Regions from separate parts of the Homo sapiens genome. Here all the other regions are linked to region 2. Evidence: chromatin contacts called from ENCODE Hi-C or POLR2A ChIA-PET data. All regions are on one chromosome and are shown on one strand. The core of a region is the stretch at or near the end of the contact, and the rest is flanking DNA. Distances in the headings are between cores, read along the strand shown.

Evidence for each region. A loop is a pair of places that touch in the nucleus more often than their neighbours do. ChIA-PET counts read pairs that join two places held with the same protein, here RNA polymerase II (POLR2A). Pooled maps may share reads with other maps.
Region 1: POLR2A ChIA-PET joins it to region 2 with 6 read pairs in endothelial cell of umbilical vein. The contact joins the enhancer-like site here to the promoter of H4C2 in region 2. POLR2A ChIA-PET finds 5 or more read pairs at or near these places in 3 of 52 experiments (IMR-90, PC-9 and endothelial cell of umbilical vein).
Region 3: a loop to region 2 is called in a map of ascending aorta, with 2.8 times the contacts of the local background. The contact joins the enhancer-like site here to the promoter of H4C2 in region 2. A Hi-C loop is called at or near these places in 4 of 168 maps with a recorded cell type or tissue (B cell, ascending aorta, endothelial cell of umbilical vein and 1 more) and 10 of 50 pooled maps. POLR2A ChIA-PET finds 5 or more read pairs at or near these places in 4 of 52 experiments (K562, activated CD4-positive, alpha-beta T cell, activated T-cell and 1 more).

Annotation. Positions count from the first base shown.
Region 1 is chr6:25,172,932-25,175,703 of GRCh38, reverse strand. No RefSeq gene overlaps it. Among named protein-coding and RNA genes, the nearest start is that of CARMIL1, 110 kb to the left of the region's middle. RefSeq lists an enhancer at 471-971. Within about 2 kb of position 1,508, at least 13 of the 41 ENCODE cell types and tissues checked have a DNase peak (open chromatin) inside an H3K27ac peak, as active enhancers do; they include PC-9 and endothelial cell of umbilical vein, where a contact is called at or near this core.
Region 2 is chr6:26,025,905-26,028,604 of GRCh38, reverse strand. H4C2 (H4 clustered histone 2) reads left to right here and starts at 1,322. Exons shown (of 1, transcript NM_003544.3): 1 at 1,322-1,709. The coding sequence starts at 1,353. The coding sequence ends at 1,664. RefSeq lists enhancers at 1-82, 83-667, 668-1,253, 1,230-1,549, 1,570-1,629 and 2 more.
Region 3 is chr6:26,549,292-26,551,991 of GRCh38, reverse strand. No RefSeq gene overlaps it. Among named protein-coding and RNA genes, the nearest start is that of TRA-CGC1-1, 2.9 kb to the left of the region's middle. RefSeq lists enhancers at 1,074-1,123, 1,108-1,642, 1,902-2,700. Within about 2 kb of position 1,376, at least 11 of the 41 ENCODE cell types and tissues checked have a DNase peak (open chromatin) inside an H3K27ac peak, as active enhancers do; they include B cell and ascending aorta, where a contact is called at or near this core.

The DNA of each region.
Region 1 (2,772 bases), core at 259-2,758, 850 kb after region 2:
CAGAATTCAGGGAAACACTTAAATTTACTTGTTTATTATAAGGAATATTACTAAGAATACAGATGAAGAAACACATAGGGAGAGACATAGGGGAAGGGATGCAGAGTTCCATGCCCTCCCTGGGCTCCACCCTCCAGGAGCCTCCATGTGTTCAGCTATCTAGAAGCTCCCTGAACCCAGTCCTCTTGGATTTTTATGGAAACTTCGTGACATCAGCATTCCTTCCCCCAGGGTATGAGGCGAGGCCCTCATCGGGGAGACTCTTAAGACCCACAATCAGAAAGACAGGGAACATTAGAATCCTGCCTTGGGTCAGGTAAAAGGAATGCAGGAAAGAGATTATTTCCTGAGGCCTGCCCCTGAGACCTAACACACCCAGCATTATAACGAAAGACTGTAACAAGGGATGTGGGAGTTATGAACCAGGAACTAACTGTGAAGGAGAACATCATCGACTGTGCCAAACGAGCTCAGATGTCCAGGAAGGGGCTGACTAAAATGCATTATTTGAATATCATGATGCAGAAGATATATATATCTATATATCTATATAGATAGATGAAAACAAATATGTATATTTTCTATAATGTTCTATAACACAAGAAGTTTCCCAAACATTTATTTACATTGTTTGTTTATTCCCAAATATTTATATTTCCCAAATACGACAGCAGGGAGACTGAGAAATCACAAAGGACAGATGAGAGCGATGTTACTTAATGCCACAGAACAGGACATCATTTAAAGGAGTTACTCAAAGTGTTTCAGTTACTGCCATTAGGAACTCCTAAGCCCCTCGGCAGTGTGGGTGGTACGGGGTAGGTGTTGAGGTTAGCAGCACCCACAGGCTTCTCTTCACGCAGGATATGCTATATAGTGAATCGGTATCAAGACTGGAGGAAGGTAAGGGTTTCCAGAAAACCACCTTCAGGCCATGGTTTGGAGTAGTCTTATTGAAGTTTACAGAATCAAAAGTTACAGATAATTAGGAGGCATTGAAATACAGACCTGTTTTCTTTTTTCTTTCTTTCTTTTTTTTTTTTTTTTTTGAGACGGAGTCTCACTCTGTTACCCAAGCTGGAGTGCAGTGGTGAGATCTCGGCTCACTGCAACCTCTGCCTCCTGGGTTCAAGTGATTCTTCTGCCTCAGCCTCCCAAGTAGCTGGGACTACAGGCGCACCCCACCACACCTGCCTAATTTTTGTATTTTCAGTAGAGATGGGTTTCCACACATTGGCCAGGCTGGTCTCAAACTCCTGACCTCGTGATCTGCCCGCCTTGGACTCCCAAGTACTAGGATTACAGGCATGAGCCACTGTGCCCAGCTGACCCAGTTTCTACGACCAGTTTAGCCACAAAGTAGACATGTAACCAGAGGAAAGTGACTTAACCTCCTAGGGCCTCAGCTTCCCATATTACACACCCCTGGGATGAGAATGATAGGAGGTGTAGCGGGGTTGAGCTGGATAATATAAGGTTCCTTACAGCTCTAGACATTTATGATTTAACATTTTTTATGGATTGCTAATGCTGCTTTTTTTTTTGTTTTAAATGTCAAATTCTTGCATGTATAAGGCCTTGATTCTTTCAGGCCTGGGTTGTGTTGATTTATGGGCATGAGCTAATTCCAGATGACTCATTCTAGAAGTGATTGTGTAAGTATCCTTTACTTAGCTAAACATATGCAACATAAATTCATCTACTATAACATATGTTCTCTCAGAACATGCTACTGGCCAGAGTTATTAGATTTTGTTCACACCATAGATCCTGCTGTATTTTACAGCACTTCAGAATAACAATCATTCTTTTAAAACCCTTCTACACACCTTTGCTGTTTCTGTAAATACACCTGTCCTTTACAAGCATCTGGCTCTTTCTATGCATTCTTCCTCCAGAAATCATAGTATTATAGATTTGGAAAATGCTTGGCCTTCATTTTCCTGTTACAGACTGGTTTAGGTGTCCCTCTTAATTGTTCTTAATGCATTCAGTATATTCATTCATTTCTTAATTCATTAAAAATATGCACCATGCCAGGTGTTGGGGACATTGCAATGAACAAGACAGGCATGGCCCCTGCTCTCATTCAGTCATGTCTAGGGGTAAAGGTAAACCTTGGATAAGTAATAATTGGTGTGCTGACTGTTAAGAAGAACTACAGTGCTATACAAGCTGTATGATCATATTGGGCTTTAACCAATTCCTTGGGAATCAGATTTCTAGATGAAGTGGCATTTAAGTTGAAATCTGAGTAGTGAGTAGGAGTTAGCCAGGCAAAGATGAGGAGGGGGACCACTCCAAGCTGAGAGAACAGCTGAAATGAGAAAGTCCATGCAATATTTTTTTTTTTTTTTTTTTTTTTTACCATAAGAAGATCACACCGGCCAGAATGGAGAGAGGGCTGGGGAGGGTGATTTGACCTGAGTCTAGAGAGGCAGGCACAGATCAGACCAGGATGCTTATGGCAGGCCACGCTAAGGATTTTGGACTTTATCCTTATGGAAGTTGGAAATCATTAAGAGTTTAAAGAGAGATATGATCAAATCTGATATTTTAAATAAAGCTCATTTGGCTGTGATGTGGCAAGTGGGCTGGAGGGCAGGGTGGTGAGAGGAGACACAGGAAGCTCAGTTGGGACATTCCTGCTGTGGTTCAGACGAGAGCTATGTGGGCTTGGACTAGGGCAGTGTGTCTGCTTCAAGGGGAAAGGGTTTGGTGTTTTGTGGAATTTGGGGAATGAGGGAATGTTTCATGAAGCCGAAGGGGAGA
Region 2 (2,700 bases), core at 73-2,572:
TAGAAGTGATTTAAGAATGTTTTCAGGAAATTTAAAACAACAGTGAGAAGCGTGTATGGAGAGTTGAACTACACTCCAGACTTGGCTATAGGAAAGCACGAATGCTGCTATTGTATTGCACCTTGGAAAAGAGAACAAAGGAATATTTTCGGACAATTTTAACATGTCACATATGAAAAGCTAAACGGAATCTGTCAACACCTTGTACGTTATTACAGGCTGTGATTTTAAAAAAACAATCCTTACTAATACATACATAGTTGCTGCTAGCAATATAGTGTTGGGAGTAAAAACACGAAAATGAGAGTTCAGGACAATATCCCAACTCTGAGCAGATTTTTTTAAGTAGTAACATCTAAAATTAAACCATATTATGTAATATTTATTTCTTTTCCACAGTCTCTTCTCATGCCTCGTTCACATTAGCTAATTAAAAGTCCCCTGAGTATCATCATAACCCGATTTACAGATGAAGGCACGGTTGCAATGAGCTATCACCCTCTTCTGAATGAGACAGTACAGTGTGAAGGATAGCAAAACTCCACTCCCATCCTCTTAGGGCTCTGGCTGGACCAGCAAATTAAATTAATGTAAAATGGATTAACAGGAGAAAGGTATATGCATTTATTTAACACAGGTTTTACGTGACACAGGTGCTCTCATAAGGTAATGAAAGCCCAAAAAAAGCAGTTAGCTACTTATATAATGAATTGGACAATTAGTAAAATGTAAAAATGCGCTAAAGCAAAGGGATTTAGGCTAGAATATATAACTGTGTAGAGAAGCGCCCAGCAAGGGCTAGTGCAAGGTTTGTACAGAATTCTCTTGGCCTCAGCCTCCTATCCTTGAGAAGAATGTTGCTTTTTTTAAACTACAGTGAGAACATCTTTCATATGAGAATTTCACCTACTGCTTCTAAGAAACAGGTCAGCTTTCAAGAAAACATAAGGCCAGAGTGATCTTTTCACGCCTGCTCTTTTAAGTACCTTTGAATAGTCAATATGTCTTCAAGCACTTGAAAGACTTAAAAAGTTTACCACTCCGGCATATTAGTGAAAGCCCTTAATATAAGCCCTTATTAAAATTCTCAGTCGAGGGTATAAATTCAGATTCAAATAGTAGTGTCGTAAACGGGAGGGAAAAACTAAAGGGATTAAAAAGTGAAACTATTGTGTTCTCCCTCGCAGTCCTTAGGTCACTGCCCCTCGAGGGGCGGAGCAAAAAGTGAGGCAGCAACGCCTCCTTATCCTCGCTCCCGCTTTCAGTTCTCAATAAGGTCCGATGTTCGTGTATAAATGCTCGTGGCTTGCTTTCTTTTCGCGTACCTGGTTTTTGTTGTCAGCTGGTTAGACATGTCTGGTCGCGGCAAAGGCGGTAAAGGTTTGGGTAAGGGAGGTGCCAAGCGTCACCGAAAAGTGCTGCGGGATAACATCCAAGGCATCACCAAACCGGCCATTCGGCGCCTTGCTAGGCGTGGTGGGGTTAAGCGAATTTCCGGTTTGATTTATGAGGAGACTCGTGGCGTTCTCAAGGTGTTTCTGGAGAACGTGATCCGGGACGCCGTGACCTACACGGAGCACGCCAAGCGCAAGACTGTCACTGCCATGGATGTGGTTTACGCGCTCAAGCGTCAAGGACGCACTCTGTACGGCTTCGGCGGTTAATCTTTTCGTCAGTTTTCTTCCAATGGCCCTTTTCAGGGCCGCCCACTCCCTCTCAGAAAGAGCTGTGATTGTATTCTTTCGGATGGTAACATCTCAATGGCTTTACTCGGCTATTCTGCCTAGTATGTAGAACTATTATAAACCAGTTGGGAGAGACCAGGTTGTTTGGTCTGAGTGGCTGCTAAAGCAGAAATCAGCTAAGTAAACGAGGTCTCCGAGATAAGTGAGCTATAAACTTCAATGCTATAGTTTTGACATGTCAAGCAACTTAACGTGCAGCGCGAGTCCGATAAATGAGTAGCTCAGCTTTTTAGTTTTAAAAACGAGTTGTGCGTTATTTGTACGAGAGCCTAAGATGCTAGCTGCCTGGAACTGAGTAGGTGGATTAAAATGGGTGTCAGGTCTGTTTTCCCAGGCGTATCTGACTTAACGTCAGCAAAAGCTGTACTTTTAGCTTCCCTGGTAACACCTGCCGTCCTTAACCGCCCCCTGCCGGTAGCGCCAGAAGCCTTTACTTCCATTTCTAGTTGAGCTTGGCGTCCTGCTGAGTGACGTCACCTCCCCCTTCTCTGGAGTAGGACTGGCGGTTAAAGCTGCTTTGCTATTTTCAGTCCTCAGGCTGGAGGCTCCCCTAAGCAGGCTGCCTACGCAGTTCGTAAATTCCCACTTAGTAGACTAAGGGAGTCTGTTTTATAAATAAGGACTCAAATTTCTTCTGACTCCGAGGTCCGTGGCAGCAGCTATAAGATGGAAGCCCCCTCTGATGTAAGATTCTCAGATGACTTGCATCTTCACTGTACCTGTCAACCCAATAGTCTTCTATTCCTGCCTTAAATTGTAAATTCCAAAACTGATTTAATTGTGAAAGTTTCAAACTGTACGACCTAGGAAGTGTCAAAGTTAGGTGACCAGATTTTTAGAAGTCAGCCAAATATTCAGCATCTTTGATTTAGTAACAAATATATTGATGGCTACTTCAGCAAAAAAAATCAACTTTGTTTTCTGGTTACTTTGCTAACAAGCTTCTCCTGACAGG
Region 3 (2,700 bases), core at 127-2,626, 520 kb before region 2:
GGAGCTGTTTAGAAAATAGATGGGCCTTTTGGAAAGGGAGCCACAGCGCACAAAGCTTTTCATCTGCAATAGGAGTAAAAGTTGCAATAACAATGGCTACAAGTTGTTAAAGGTTAAACTCTTTCTTGAAAAGCAACAAAAATGCACAGGCTCCCTCTTTTCTCTATTAGCGTGCTCCTTTCTGATCCCCTGCTTTCCTGATCCATGGGGTTGCCCAGGTAAACAGACGTGGTTCTTCACCCAGAACTTGGGCCTAGTGGCAGTAGCTTTCATTTTTTTGGTGGTGACCTACAATTTAGTTTAGTTTACATCGTAATTCAGTCATACATATGTAACAGAAACAAAAGTTGCATGAACTATTCCTTACTCTTAACACACACACTGCATTCTGATTATTTCTGATTCTAGTCTATTCTAACTGAAATTTAACATATCTTTCACTTACTAATACAGGTAACAAACCACAATTGAAAGAGAAGTAACTACGACTCTGTCATCAAGAAAAATCACATATTTTTGGCCGGGGGTGGTGGCTCATGCCTGTAATTCCAGCACTTTGGGAGGCCGAGGCGGGCGGATCACCAGGTCAGGAGATCAAGACCATCCTGGCTAATACGGTGAAACCCCGTCTCTACTAAAAATACAAAAACAAAATTGGTGGCGGGCACCTGTAGTCCCAGCTACTCGGGAGGCTGAGGCAGGAGAATGGCGTGAACCCGGGAGGCGGAGCTTGCAGTGAGCAGAGACCACGCCACTGCACTCCAGCCTAGGCGACAGAGGGAGACTCTGTCTAAAAAAAAAGAAAAGAAAAATCACATATTTTTGTATCACAATACAGTTGTTACAAATACCCAAGACAACTGTTTGAAAATTACAGCAGTCATAAGACGGGTCTTGATGTTTAATATTTAATGCATTAATGAGAAGCACACATTACTCTATGAAATTATTTTAATCGTTTGAAAACTGTTTTGTAGTACAATTGGCTTTCTTTAAAATCCTGTGTATTTTTTAAAAGCTTTTAAAAATACAATTTTGAAAAGGGCTCCATGGGCTTCATGCTGGGGCCAGAGGGCTCCCTGGGAGCTAAAAGATGAAGAAGCCGCGGAAATTCGCCATCTGGGAGGAGACCACCGTCGGGTGCCCGCCATCCCCTTCCGCCGGAACTCCACTAAAGAGGACTAGGTGTTAGCGCTGGCGCGGGAGGCCGGAGCAAGGTCTTTAAAGGTCTAAGGTGAAATTCCGGGTGGGAGCTCAGTCAAGCCTCCCCTACCCAACTGGGAATCAGTGCGCCAACCGGAGCACGCCCCCCAGGCGACACCGAGAGGCGCGGAACTCCCAAGCCTAGAGGGCGTCGGAAGTGCATCCCAGAGCGGAGCAGCCAGAGGGGCGGGGCGTCGCGGCGCTGGGGCCGCGCCCTCGGGTATCCAGAGTACGGCTCTTCCAGGCCATGTTGATGACCCAGGGTGGAAGCCATTGGAGAGTTTTGAGAGAAGAAGGAGGTATTTTTTTTTTTTTTTTTTGAGACGGAGTTCTCACTCTATCTCCCAGGCTGGAGTGCAGTGGCACGATCACGGCTCACCGCAACCGAGGGAGGTACATTTTAGCGGGATTTCTGTGAGAGGCATTCGAACCAGAGCGACTCCATTTTGAGTGAGGGCTAGGAAAACGAGGCCGGGACTTTTGCTGGGCTGCATTCCCAGAAAGTCAGGCATTCCTAGCCTCTAGATGTTTATGGTTAAGGGAACAAATTAATAATGTTTACTAAACAGACCCAGACTTGGGAGTGTCTAGATGTCCCCATATCTGGAGAACAAAGGCATTCCAAATTTTGCTTTAAAGATAATAATATCGATTCTTACAAAATATAATAAGAAAATTAATCCTTTATCACAGACCCTTGTAGCAGAGCACATCTCCCCATACTTACAGGTATGTATCTAGGGTGGACACTTTCCTCCGCGTTTCAGGAACACCCTACTCTGTCTATGGAGTAGCTGTACTTTCACTACTTAACTTTCTTAATAAACCTGCTTTTACTTTGCACTGCGGACTCGCCCTGAATTCTTTCTTGCGGGAGAGCCAAGAACCCTCCCTTGGGGTCTGGATCGGGACCCTTTTTCTGTAACACAACAACTATTGAGAAAAGAAGGTAGTGGTGCAAGAACAGATACAGAAAAATAAGTTTCCCTCCCTCTTCTTTCCAACTCTTCCATGCTCAGTGCCTCAGATGTGAGGGTCAGAAATTTGGTTATTAAAAACTCTAGGCCGGGCGTGGTGGCTCACGCCTGTAATCCCAGCACTTTGGGAGGCCGAGGCGGGTGGATCACGAGGTCAGGAGTTCGAGACCAGCCTGGCAAAAATGGTGAAACCCTGTCTCGACTAAAACAAATACAAAAGATTAGCCAGACATGGTGGCAGGCGCCTGTAATTCCAGCCACTCGGCAGGGTGAGACAAGAGAATCACTTGAACCCGGGAGGCGGAGGTTGCAGTGAGCTGAGATCGCGCTAATGCACTCCAGCCTGGGCGACAAGAGTGAAACTCCGTCTCAAAAAAACAAACAAGCAAACAAAAAAACCTCTAGATCACCCAGGCTGATATATGTCTAAATTTATGTTTGTCTAAATGTAAAGTTAAATGAGAACAATACTACTCAGCTCATAGGGTTTTCGAAATAAAATTTTTCATGTAAATCACTG